2 separate regions of the Homo sapiens genome follow, and region 1 is linked to region 2. The links are chromatin contacts, found by Hi-C or POLR2A ChIA-PET in ENCODE. All regions are on one chromosome and are shown on one strand. Each heading gives the region's core, a stretch centred on a gene start or an enhancer-like site at or near the end of the contact. The rest is flanking DNA. Distances are from core to core; before and after follow the strand shown. Region 1 overlaps SYTL2 (synaptotagmin like 2). Region 2 overlaps SYTL2 (synaptotagmin like 2).

The links. Hi-C counts contacts between places; a loop is a spot of excess contacts on that map. ChIA-PET counts read pairs that join two places held with the same protein, here RNA polymerase II (POLR2A). Pooled maps may share reads with other maps.
Region 1: a map of PC-9 shows a loop between it and region 2 (11-fold over the local background). The contact joins two enhancer-like sites. A Hi-C loop is called at or near these places in 13 of 168 maps with a recorded cell type or tissue (CD8-positive, alpha-beta T cell, Caco-2, Calu3 and 8 more), 1 of 37 single-sample maps with no recorded cell type and 10 of 50 pooled maps. POLR2A ChIA-PET finds 5 or more read pairs at or near these places in 13 of 52 experiments (CD4-positive, alpha-beta T cell, CD8-positive, alpha-beta memory T cell, H1 and 10 more).

Annotation. Positions count from the first base shown.
Region 1 is chr11:85,784,850-85,791,294 of GRCh38, forward strand. All of the region lies in intron 1 of SYTL2 (synaptotagmin like 2), which reads right to left. Among named protein-coding and RNA genes, the nearest start is that of SYTL2, 23 kb to the right of the region's middle. Within about 2 kb of position 3,127, at least 5 of the 41 ENCODE cell types and tissues checked have a DNase peak (open chromatin) inside an H3K27ac peak, as active enhancers do; they include PC-3 and PC-9, where a contact is called at or near this core.
Region 2 is chr11:85,739,625-85,746,966 of GRCh38, forward strand. SYTL2 (synaptotagmin like 2) reads right to left here. Exons shown (of 20, transcript NM_206927.4): 4 at 6,013-6,148. Among named protein-coding and RNA genes, the nearest start is that of CCDC89, 57 kb to the left of the region's middle. Within about 2 kb of position 3,352, at least 7 of the 41 ENCODE cell types and tissues checked have a DNase peak (open chromatin) inside an H3K27ac peak, as active enhancers do; they include PC-3 and PC-9, where a contact is called at or near this core.

The DNA.
Region 1 (6,445 bases), core at 1,877-4,376, 45 kb after region 2:
AAGGGGTAAAGAAAAAAAAATGTTCCTATCATTGAGATTTATAAACTGATTTCTTTCATCCTCGGAATCACTAGTTACTCACACCACAGCCTGTGGCTGCCGGCAGCAACACATCAGCACTTGCATGTATTTAATGCGGTATCTTCTTATTTGGGTATTATTTCTCATTAAACCAATCAGAAGAGGCTTCAAGGTAGAGAGGGAGAAGTGGGAGGTGAGAAAGGGGAAATTTGAGCCAAGAGAAATGCCACACCCATTCCACATGGAAACCACAACCATGTATGGTCGCTGAGTGAAAAGGACTTGAGTGCCCAGCTAAGAGCTGGAAGGCAAAACACCAATGAGGTCCCCTCTGTGGAATTCAGTCTTTCACCTCAGGATAAAGGTTTTTGTAATTCTCAACAAAACTAAAATGAAAAGACATTAACTAAATACCAAAATGGATAGGACAGAGTTTCAGGATGAGCTCAAGCAAGCAACACAGCTGGACCCAGGACAGCCAGAAATGAACCCCCGTCAGGTACGGAAAACAGAAGGAAAAGTGGGATTTTGCCTTTTCCCTTAACTATTATTCAGAAAGTGTTTACTATCTTCCTAAAAGTAAAAATCCTTGTCTAACAGTTTTATAAAAAGAAAAACAGATCTTAAAACAATTGTTGCAGAAACTTCTTCCATTTCTGTTTCTAAAATAATTCAAAACACTAATTTTTAAGATTTTTAATGAGAATTTGAATCATCATGAAATCTTACAGAAAATATGAGTTGGCTCAGGAGAATTAAAGAAGGTATACTCCCCAAGTTTTAACTCTCAAGGTCAATCAGAGTCCGCAGGAGCTTAAATGAGGCTCATGGTCTGGACTGGCTGTTTTCCTCCAAAGAAGCTACATATTAAGATGTATGAAGCCTGAGAGTCAACAGATTTTCACTCATCTATTTCTCAGTAGAATGTAAGTAGCACAATGCCTAGCTCAAAAAATACCTGTTGAATGAGTGCTAAATGAAAGAATAAAATATTCCCAAGGAAGGAATGACAGTGACTTCCACTTCACGCTCTGCCTAAGGTTAGACCTGACTATGTTACATAATACTATGTTTAAAAAAGTCCTGTTCATTCCAGCTTTATTTGTAATAGCCAAAAATTAGAAATAACCCCAGTGCTCTTCAACAGGTGAATGGTTAAACAAACTCTGGTACATCCATACCGTGGGATACTACTAAGCAACAAAAAGGAAAAACTCTTGATAGACACAACTTGGATGAATCTCAAGGGAATTGTGCTAAATATAAAAAGGCCAATCCTAAAAGGCCACTACTGCATGGTTCTGTTTATATGACACTCTTGAAATGGCAAAATTATAGAAATGAAGAACAGATTAGTGGTTGATAGGGGTTAGGGATGGGGGCTGTGGAGGCTGTAGGGAGGTGGGTGTGATTATCAAAGAACAAATGGAAAGAATCTGTGGTGGTGTAACTGGTCAGTATCTGGCCAGTGATGGTTGACACATGTGATAAAATTGTATACAACTTAATACACACAGGCCCATATGCACACACACATTAGTAAACTGGAAAAAGTCTATGCCAATATCTGAGTTGTGATATACTATAGTTGTACAAAATGTTACCATAGGGGAAACTGGGTAAAGGGTACACGGATCTCTGCACTATTTCTTACAGCCTCATGTGATCTACAATTGTCTCAAAATAAAAAGATTAATTTAAAAACATTCTGAAGCGACCTCTCCTCTGCTACCATCAGCACTACCAGTTTGAGAGTGTGTGTATGTGTGTGCATGGCAGGTCGAGAGAGGGGGCATCAACACATAAAACTTAACCACCTCCACAGAGCTCTCTATGGGGAGTTTAGAGGCATCTCTAACTTCCTTTAAACTTCCAATGCACCAATTGTTTTTCACACAACCTAAATTTTGCTCTTATATTAAAAACAAATATTTCAGGACTCTTATCTCCATATCTGGGATAAAAGGTCATGAAGTAAGCATTCTTACTTACCATGAGAGCCCATGTTTTATACCTGTTTGATACCCTCTCAGTGCCTAGCACAATGCTCAACCCAGAGTAGAGCCTGAATAAAAGTGCTTTTAATAAATGGATAAGCAAATGAATGGATGGATGAACTTTCTCATCATAGTAGAACCAGATAAGCTGAAAATTCACAATGTTTTTGCTCCAATTTTCTCAACTTCAAAAGGTCAGCAATAGGTGTGCCCACCTGCCTCACAGGCCTGGGGAGAGGATCCGAGCCTGCTGTAGTAGCAAGTGCATACATAGCTTTGTTTAGAGATCTGCCCTAATTATTTCTTGTGTGTTCTTGTGCCAGCTTATTTCTCTGAACCTGCGATTTCCCATTTGTAAAATGTGGGATAATATTTATTTCTGCAAGGCTGCTATGTGAAGGAGACATGGTGTTCATAAAAGGCCTTGCTCAATGTCACCCTCACTAGATGATCACTAAATGTTTTCACCCTTCCATAGATACTTCCAGGAACTAGTGCTCACCTCATAGCTCAAAATAGCAGCCATTTCTTAGTAACTTTATGGTTTTTTATAAATAAGTAACCAGTGTTGTATTCATGTAGCATCTTCCTCTAAAGATCAAACTTTGCTTACATTTCCAGTGGCAAAGTAGTGTGGACAAAGTAAATGTAGATAGAGGATGGAGTAAATGGGAAGAGACAAGTTCAAGTGGAAGATGACAAGGGCATTTGTGGGTAGCTGTTAGGACTGTACCGCAAGTCCTCTCCCACTACATCACTTCAGAAAGCAACTTGTCTTGGGCTTGGTCTCCTCCCCAATGGTTTATTTCTTTTTTCTGTTTTTTTTTCTTTTCCTTTTTTTTTTTTTTTTTTGTATTTTTATGGTATTTAGTATATTCATACCCAAGGCAGCCTAGATAATGGAGGAAGACACCTGAAAAGTCTACTGGCCTCTAAGAATGGTGGGCTAGAGGTATGGAAAGGAAGGAGAAGGGGCCTCTGTTTATTTTCTCTGCTGTGAAAGCTACTTGTACTCAGGAAATATCTACTGCTTCCTTCTCAGGGCTGGGAATGCCCTAGTCTGTTCTTACCCAAGGGTGGTAACTTTTCCTCCAAGTGTGCAGCTGTCTGAAAATATATTTGCTCTTGATGTGTCACCGGGTCATGAGTAGTTATCTGAGAAATACTTTACACATGGGTGTCTCCTGAGCCCAGGCAGTGGAGATATTTGCTTACCCATGGGGCAGGGAAGGACAAACAGGGGATATGGTTCCAGGGTCCAGTTTTTAAAGACTATGCTAATTCAGTCAGTTTGTCAACTGCATTTTGAACCCTAACTATGTGCCTGGCCTCTGATGAAAATGAGAAGGACTTTTTCTAAGGTAATAATGATACTGAGAGAGGTGACATTTTTTATTAGTTACTAAATGCCATGTCTTCTTCTTAAGACTTTGCACGCTTTATCTTATTCAGTCTTCGCAACAAGTTTGTGAGATGAGTCATATTATTAACCTCCTTTTAGGTAAGAAAATGGGGTACAGAAACAGTAAGTTGCAGAGTTAGTGTCAGATCCCAAAGATAAGGGAAGTAAATAGCATGTTTTCTATTAGTTGAACCAATTGCTTATAAATATGTTGTGAAGCTGTGAAATATACACAAGTTGTGAAAAAGACACCATGCAAAAGTCTGGAAACTTGCCAAAGTAATCACATCACCTTTAATAATGAGTGTGGAAATGTACCTTCTGGGTTCCAGAGACCCTTAGTTCATCCAGGTTTCTAAGGCATCCATTACATCATAGTAAAATAGCTAACATTCCTTTTCCCTTCCTCTTTGTCAATAGCTGCTCTGACCTTAATTATCTGTAGAAGGCCTCTAGGATGAGATTTTTGACAATATGCATTACAAGTAAAATTATTCTATAATTATAAAAAAAAAAGAAAGGAAATGAGAAGGAATCATCCATGACTGAGACACAGAATGTCCCCTCCCTTTATAGAGCTCATGGTCTCATTCTGCATACTCACATTTGGTTGCTTTACTTCTATCATAATAATCTTGTGTGGCACACAGCACATGTGTCAAAGCAACGGTCTCAAAAATAGAATATCATTCCACACATGTTCCCTATAACAAGCAGAAGAATATGAAATAGAGATAATATAAAGATATGTCCCTGTTAGACAACAAAGGTTTGGCATATCTTGCAAACCTCAAAAAGATGAATGTTCTTTCCAGAAAAATTACACATTTTATTTATTTATATATTTATTTATCATTTTGAGATAGGGTCTCACTCTGTTGCCCAGGCACAATCCTAGCTCACTGCAGCCTCGACCTCCTGGGCTCAAGCAATCCTCCCATCTCAGCCTCCTGAGTAGCTGGGACTACAGGCACACACCACCATACCTGGCTGATGTATGTGTGTGTGTGTGTATATATATATATATTTATTTATTTATATGATGTGTGTGTGTATGTGTGTGTGTGTGTGTATATATATATATATATATATATATATATATATATATGTATATATATATATATATATATAATTTTTTTTTTTTTTGTAGAGACAAAGTCTCCCTATCTTGCACAGGCTGGTTTTGAACTCCTGGGCTCAAGCAAGCCTCTCACCTTGGCCTCCCAAAGTGTTGGGATTACATGTATCTTCCACCGCCCCTGGCCAAATTATACATTTTGAAAGCCTTATCAGTTTTATTCTCTTCCTTTTTGATACAATTAACAATAGCATATACTTATTAGGTACTTACTATGTGCCAGGTACTATACTAAGCCCTTCAAAGAATCATCTCAATCTTTTAAACAATCTTATGAGTGATGCACATAATATTATTCCTATTCTATTGATGAGGAAACTTCAGCTTAGAAAGAACAAGGGATGTAAACCCAGGATCAACAGATTCCGAACAAATGTGGATCTCTACATTAAGCTGTAATATTATATGCTTGCTTGGTTTAGAGAGAAGGCCAAAGTTATGATTTCTATTATTGAAATAAGAATGTATACAGTATAGATCCTTCAAAACATATTAGGGTGAACCAGTATTAAATTGCCAATACCGGTTGAGTATCCCTTATCCAAAATGCTTGGGATCAGAACTGTTTGGGATTTTTGGATTTTTTTTCAGATTTTGGAATATTTGCATATATATAAGATATCTTGGGGATGAGACCCAAGACTAAACCCAGATTCGTTTGTCTCATATACACCTTATACACACAGCCTGAAGGTAATTTTTTATAATATTTTTAATACTTTTGTGCATAGAACAAAGTTTGTGTACACTGAATCATCAGAAAGTGAAGATGCCAGGTGTGGAATTTTCCACTTGTAGGGTCATGTCAGGGCTCAAAATGTTTAGGTTTTGGAACATTTTGGATTTCAGATTAGAGATGCTCAACCTGTATACAACTGTTTTGACCTACAGAAATAGCAATTTCACTTGGTTCAACCTAATATAATATCAAGAGACAGAATGACCTAAGCCTATCCCAAGCACAACCCCTGACTAGCTGTATGAATTTTAACAAGTCACTTAACATTTCTAGACTTCACTTGCTTTACTGCATAATATAAAGCATAACTATAAAAGTTAGACTGGATTTGTCTTTAGGTTCCCCAGCTCCATAATTATAAGAGAAGAGGTGAGGAGAAGTATAATTTATTTGTTCAACAATTATTTATTAAGTACCTACAATGTGCCCAACCCTGTGCCTTCTCTCCCATTCCAGGTTCACCTGTATTTCAAAGACAGGCTCCCAGTAGCTTCCCATGATTCCAGGGATTCTACATGTTAGAAATAAAGAACAAACTTGAAGATTCTCGCTTGTCTGTTCAGGATAACTGGGATGTGCCCTATGGTGCTGGCAGGTCCTCCCAGATCACAATTCCACAGCAGAAGAGATAAACATAGGACCTGGAAACCACTTTAATGTGAAGAGATGAAATGCAGCAGAAGAAATGTTCATGTGAACAAATGTGTATCTTCCAATAAAAAAGAAATATCAGTAGGCTGGGCGTGGTGGCTCATGTCTGTAATCCCAACATTTTGGGAGGCTGAGGCAGGTAGATCACCTGGGGTCAGGAGTTTGAGACCAGCTTGACCAACACAGTGAAACCTCGTTTCTACTAAAAATACAAAAAAAATTAGCCGGGCATGGTGATGCACACCTGTAATCCCGGCTACTTGGGAGGCGGAGGCAGGAAAATTGCTTGAACCCCAGAGACGGAGGTTGCAATGAGCCAAGATCACGCCACTGCACTCCAGCCTGGGCAGCAGAGCTAGAGTCTGCCTCAAAAAAAAAAAAAAAAAAAAAAAAAAAAACAACCTTAGTAAATATTCTGGCTCACAGAAAATATCTTACTTTACTTGTACCTCCCAGGAAGACAATGATTTAGACTTTTAACTTAAAAATATACAAAA
Region 2 (7,342 bases), core at 2,102-4,601:
GGCAATCAGTACTGCAACCACCTTATTCTCAATTGATCCTTGCATCATCTCTATGTTATCTATCATTTTATCTATCATTCTCTCCATCTCACTTATGAAAAAACTGAGGTTCACAGAGGTTAAGTCACCTGCTTGATGTTACAAAATTGGCAAAAGAGCTGGGGATTTGAACCCAGGTGTGTCTGACTCCAAAGACAATCATGGTAATGGCTAGGCTATACTGCCTCTGGTTTCTTGCATTAAAGCAGTGGCTTGTGGCAAGAGGACTGGAGGCAAGTCTGGGTGATTCTTCCCTCCCAGAGACTCCCACATCTGTCTCTTCTACCTCTACTGACACCTCCTTTATTTGTGTCAACTCTATTGGCCTCACATTTGGCTTCCTGACTCCCAAGTTCCACTCTCCTAAACCATTCTACGTTCTACCACTACGCTGGAGTGGTCCAAAATGCAACTTTGGTGGTGTCTTTCTTCTGTTCATTACCTTTGCAGGATCCTCAAGGCCTGTGGAATGAAGTCTGAACTCCTTGGCAAGGTACTGGAGACCATCCACCATCTGCCCCAATATACTTCCCATTCTTCCTTTCTATTGACCTTTCATGCCAAACAAAATGGTCAATCTACTTACTGCCCCAGAAACTCACCTGACTCTGCTATTTCCACTTAACCTATTCCCAGTCCCTCCTTGTAAGTGTTCTTTTTGCTTTCTTTGTCTACCCAAATCGTCCCTATCCTCTTCATGCCCAGTCCAAATCTCACCTCTTATATCAACCTGGCTAGGAGTATGTCTCTCTTGCCTCAATTATTGCAGCACATTTTATTGGTACTTTGGATTAGGAATTTCCTTTCTTCCTGGCACTATTTGCTATCATGTGGTCATATCTTCATAAATCGGTGCATTATTTTTCCTAAGAGAATACAGAATAGAGCCAGATACTGTGTCTTCTGTTTCTTAGAATTCCTCTCAGAGGGTAGCAGACTGTGTCCTGAATATAAAAGATACTCCATACATTCCACATGATAAGATTTTTAAACTATGAAGCAAGCCAAATTCCATACCCTGTGTTCTGTAACCTTCCCTCAGGCACTCTTCAAAAAAGGAACTGCAACATTAGAAGCAGCACTCAGACAGAATTAGTTTACTTTGTTAAGAAGATTATTAAAATATTAGACTATGGTATTGGCATCAGGGTGCCCCTCCTAAAAGCATCTTCATTTTAATACAAGTCTTTGAAATCTTAAATAAAAAGAATAAATAACATCAGGAAGGGCCACTGGGGGAAGAGGTTTTACAGCCGTTTTAAAATTATACCACACAGGCAGCTGCCTGCTATACCCAGCCACAAGGTGCTTCTATGCACATGCAGTCATTTAAAAAAGGTTTTTAACGTTCACCAGCCTTTCTCTCTACAACAGTTAAAAATAGTAGCAGATATGCCTTTTTCTGAGGTTTTTTTTTTTTTCTTAGCTTAAATGTTGTTTATAGAACCAAATTCTACAAGTGTTGTTGACTTGTTTTTTGTTGTTTTGATCTCTCCCTTTGTACTGTGACTTCCTTGGGGGCTCAAGCTGTGTCTCATCCCCAGCACCCAGAACTGTGCTGGCATGTGTTGGCACTTAATGAAGCATGAACAAATGAGCAAACAAATGAAGAAACGGCTCAGGGATGGAGTGAGGGAAGCAAATTAGAAAATATCTTATCTGAAGCACCTCAAGTCAGTATTTCTTTAAGTAAAATATTACTTGTGAGTATACATAGTTCTCCAGTGTTCCCACTGTTCAGGCTACAGAGTTGTTGAACATGCATATAAAAGTATGAGGCATTTTTATGTCACAGTGAAACTATTCTTACTACAACTGATATGAGTAAATCTGAGCTCTTATAGAATTAAGAATTATTATTTTAAGAGTTCAATATAAATGACTTTGTAGGCCAGGCCTCCAAGAAATGAAATCTTCACATTACTAGATTTGCTATCAATCCTGGGAAAAAATATCAGATGCATTATCTCAGATTGGCTCATCTCTACCCTGCCTTTGGGAGCAAGCTAGGTACCTTACACTCATCTTAATACTAGGGGTAAACGCAATAGCTAATCCTTCTGGGAGAGGGAAATTAATATCTACGAAAGACTTTCAGGAAAAAGAGCATTGTGGGGGAAAACTAAGAGCTAAAGATGTGGCTTTAATTGATTGGTTCCTATTCAACAGACGGTAAGAAGGAGACTGGTGTCAGAAGCATCCCTAAGGCACAGGCAATGAAGCACAAAGACTTACCAAATAGTGTTTTAATTCTACCAAAAACAAAGTTAGGTGTAAATGCACAGTTTTTCTTGCAAGGAAATTTATCATTTTCTTGCGATTTTACAGGTAAGTGCCCAGAAGAAAACCTGCCAATGCCATGGACTGAAATACAACAGTGAAGGGTTGATCTTGTTCTCCCTGAACTCATTTGGGAGACATTCTCTAGAGATGTTTGATTACTAGCCATTACAAACCTCTGCAGCAGCCAAGCCTCCTTACAAGCCAAGGACAGGGCATGGCCACGCAGAGGTTTATTGGCTACCTCCTGCAGTCTAGTTCTCCATCTTGAATGCTCTTCTCTCATAGCTATGCAAATCTGAGAGGGCCCTCAAATTCTCCTCTATTTTTCTATAATTGCCAGGGCTTATGGGGACACTTCTGAAGTGACAGCTTCTTAGTAAAACCAGAACAGACCTAATTTGATAGTCAGGAAACATTATACCTCATTTACGGACAGGGTCCTGACCTTCATGGGATGAGTCTTCATTCTGTACTCCCCACCTTGGCTCAGCCATGTCCTGTGGATTACTGTGTACATATTCAAGAGTTATTTTCTGTTGTGGGGGGCACACAATGTGCTATCAGCATATGGTTCATGGACCAGTGCCCATCCATGCACTGTTTGCCACTGGTTCACAATGAGATAAGTACAGAAACGGAGGCTATGTGCTGAAGAACTATTTATAGCAAACATGATCGACGGGCTTATCTTTTGCATGCCACTGTTGTTTTCTGTATTTTATTTTTCTAGTATTTATTTTCATTATATTTTACATAAGATATCAATCTGTGATGATTAGAAATAAAAACTTTAAAATGAAACAAAACTAGTCCTTCACTACAAAGGGTTTATGAAGTGCTGGTCCAACCAACACTGCCCACCTGAAAAGTCTGTAACCAGAACTAGAAATGTGAGCATTCAGGGTTTTCCTTTTGCTACTCCAGAACAAGCCTTATTTTCTTCTCCTCTGCTCATAAACCTCTCTGCTTCCTTGTACTCCAGGTGCAAACAAAGGTGAGTTAAGAAAGAATGCAGTCAGCTGCCAATGCTTGACTACATGCTGGGTACCCACAGTGTTTTACTTCTTCATGTGTGGAACCCCACAGAATCGTGCCCACAACAGAAAGAAAGATGTTGCCACAGAGCCTATTAGCAAAACTCCAGAAACTACAATAACCAGCCTATCACCTTACACTCCCCAACTTCTGACTCCTGGCTAAGGAAATACTGACAGGTATTGAGTCATTCTATTAAAGTTCACTTAGTCTAAAAGTACAGGCCCCAAAATACACTTAACACACCCAGTTCACAAAGGTTAAAGTATAGGTAAGAAACATTGCAGGAACTTGATACTGAGTAAGGTAGTAGTTTCTAATATAGAAAGAAGGAAGTAAAAAATAGCTCATTCTAACTTTCTGGATAATTACCACCCATGGCATGTGTTATAGGACTGGCCTTTAATGAGCAAAGCATCCTGGATACGCCTAACATCTTTATTCTTGCCTTCTCAAACATACTTCATCCATGTAATAATAACAATTTTCATGCCACCGGAAAATGGCCAATTTTCTTTCTTCCTGAGAAATGCTGACTGATTCTCATACCTTGTTTCATTTAATCTCACAATGTCCTGGTGAGGAAATTCTGTTCTGATTTACAGATGAGACCTGAAAGACTTGCCTGAAGTCACACAAGGAATGCAGAAAATAACGGAGATGCTAATCTTGAATACTATGTTATTAGCCTCAAGTTGAGGAAGAGTGGGAGAATACCCACCAGCCCCACGGTTCATGAAGAAAAAGTTAGGCTATGAGGACAGTGGCACCTCTGACCCTCAGGCCCACTGAGATAGAATAAGTTCCTGGAAGAAGGATGGAAAGTCTGACCCAGATAAAATGGGGCAATGAGCTATTTGTCTCTGATGCTCCCAAATCATCTCCTTTCCCCTTCTGTGGCACCTGCTCCCTCCTCCCTCAGCTGGTCAGTGTTCTAGTGCTCCCCAGTCCCCATCAAAGCCAGCTCTTAAGAGCTTCTCTCAGCTTCTTGGTGGTAAATATAAATAACTATGTTCTCTCTCTTTGTGTTTCTTTAACATGACAATATTTTAGGTCTCATCTTTCTTTATGAAGGAAGGCCTTCATTCCATTAGAGAGATTATAGGCAGGTGGCAAGTGGGGAGTCACCCAGGGGGACAGAATAGTGTGTCCTTCACACTCCTTCCTGGTGTTCCTGAAATATCTTATATGTAGGCAAGAGCTCATGCTTCCATTTCTTGAGCACTTACTACGTGCTAATGGGCTGCACTGGGAATTCTATATTCACTGGCTAATTAACTTCTCAGTAATTCTGCTAGCAAACTATTAATATTATTGTTCCCATTTTAAAACTGAGGAAATAAAAGTCCAAGGAGTTAAGTCAGTACTACTGTAAGGTCACATTATCAATTAGTGACTACTATTAAGGTGTTTTATCCCCAGCAAAGATGGCCTCTACAGATATAAAAGAATATTACAAATAGTCCCAGAGGGGAAACAGTGCAGCCTGCCATTCATGGGAAACAGAATGATCCCCTTTCCAAATGGGAAATAGATAAATAAAGGGTACCCTTAGAGTACCCATAGAGTCAGTATTCCATTATCCACATGATATAACTTTACTCATATTTGACTTTAAAATACCTATTGGTACTTATATCATATACCCTCCCTGACACCTATAAACTATGCTAGAAATATCCCTGTTTCCAGGTGCCTCAGCCTTAGACCCTGATTCAGTGACATCCCACCAGTAAATTCATCAACTTCATCCCAATTGAAGACTCTGAATTGAACTAACTTAATTGAGGAGCTACAGGTAAAAGGCAACTGCCCCTCTCACTAAAGGGTAACAACTATGCCCTCAAGGAACAGACACCCATGAGAAGATCCTTAAATACCTAAAAACAAATCATTATGGCTCAAAAGGTTTATAGCAATGTAGGCCCACAATTGGCTGCATCTCAGCAAAGATGTACAAATGTACATTTTGATTGGTCAGATAACAACATGTAGGAAAAACACCAAAAAACCCCAAGACTATAATATTGAAGATAATCTATATCCTTAAGAGGCATTTACTGAGTATCTATCATGCCAGGTATTCTACATACCTTATCACTAATTCTTGCCATAGCTTTTCAGGTATATATTATTGTTCCTAGCTATAGTTAAGAATATAGACTCAGAAAGGTTAAATGTCTTGCCCATAGTCAAATGGCTAATAAATCGCAGATTCGGCAATTGAATTCACATCTATCTGGTTCTTGTGCTTGAGCTTCTTCCATTGCACTAGGCTGTTACAATCTGATCATAGTTTATCTTTTCCCTGAAATGACTTATTCCTTGATATTCAAATTGAAGTACCTCTTCATTCTACTCTAAGGAGAAATCCATGGGAGAAATAAAAACGGCTCTTGCTGGTACTGGAAGAAATCACCACTTAACATTTTTATTTTATTTAAGATATAGATTTGTTGGAAATTCTGGAAGCTGAGAAAGAGTACCACTTGGGCTTTATCTGCATCGGGGCCCAGAATTCTCTCATACACTGCCCCTTCCCCATGCCCATGACCCCAGTCTGGCATCTGTACTCATAGCCTGCCATTCTGCCCATGTGACACCCCAGGCCATGAAAGCCACATGCAGCAGCTCTCCCCAGAAGCTTTGCCTTACCTCGGGCTTGCTGGTGCTGCATCTTCTTCTGGCTCTTCTACAACGCCAGCCAGCTCTGGAGGAAGGAAAGCATCTTTGTTGACATTATTCACCCAGCTTTCCTTTGCCCCATTTTCTCTGTCTTTACTCTGCTCAGCTGAAACAGGAAACAGTAAAGACAGGAAGGTTATCTCTCACCTCCATGACCTACAACTCTCTTATCAGCTCTTATCACTGAAGCCTTGAACCTGAACCTCAGGCCTTCCCAGTGCCAAGGCAATCACTGGGTCTAAGTAGTTGATCAGAATTACATCTAAGAGAGAAGTCAGTAAATTCCCACGACATTAGATTTCCCCAAGCAGAGTCTCTTGAGAGAATGAGCATACCTTTAAATGTGAGAGTAACTCCAGAGACCATTAAAGCAAAATTCTGACTGCCTCTAGGTTAATCTGAACTGAGTTGGGGTCAGGTCTAAATGTGCATGGCCAGGGGATGCTCAGGGCAGGAAGTCCTCAGTGGGATAGAAGCACCATCATTACCAAGCATTTACTGAATAGCTACAATGTGTTCAAATATCTTGTATGTGCTCTAAGATACAAAGGGGAACAAATGATTATGGTCTAGGAATGTCTTCCTCTGCTGCCTTCTCCTCCTCCCCACAGTCTCTACAAATCCAAAACTACATATTCTTCAATCCCAGCTCAGGTGTCAGAGCCCCCATAAAACCTCTGTGCTCCTGCTTCAGAAAATAACCTCTTTTGCCTCTGAACATCCAGCACTCACTCTTTACCTGAACATCTCTGATAATTAGCAGCAACTGAATGATAACTAACTACCAGGCACTGTGCTGAGTTCTTTGCATGCATTATTCTATGAGAGCTATTTTCCAAGTACACAGATTTGAAAACTGAGGATCAAAAAGTTCAAGAAACTTGCCTAAGGCCACAGAGCCAGTAAGTGCCCAGAATACTTTCATCAATATTAGGATGAAGCAGTGCTGGAGCTTCCAGTTTCCAAATACCCATATTCCAGGAGAGTATCCCCCCACAGGTCCTGTTACATGTAAGCCTAGTTTCTTCAACTGCAAAATGGGGTCACCTGGTACTAACCAGTACCCTCAAGATTTCTGAAGGTCTGGGTGATTTTGAAAAGCAAGAGGGCTACAAACAATGCACTGTACGTACTAAGCAGTCAGTCCTTTTCTGCAAGGAGTATGGCACTAATTCAGAAATATTTTGAAATCCTGGCTCTGCCATTTGCCAATTACATAATCTCGGGCAAGTTACTTAACTTCTCTGAGCTTCATATGCCCCATGTATAGAATGGGGGAAATAATGCCTACCTCACAGGA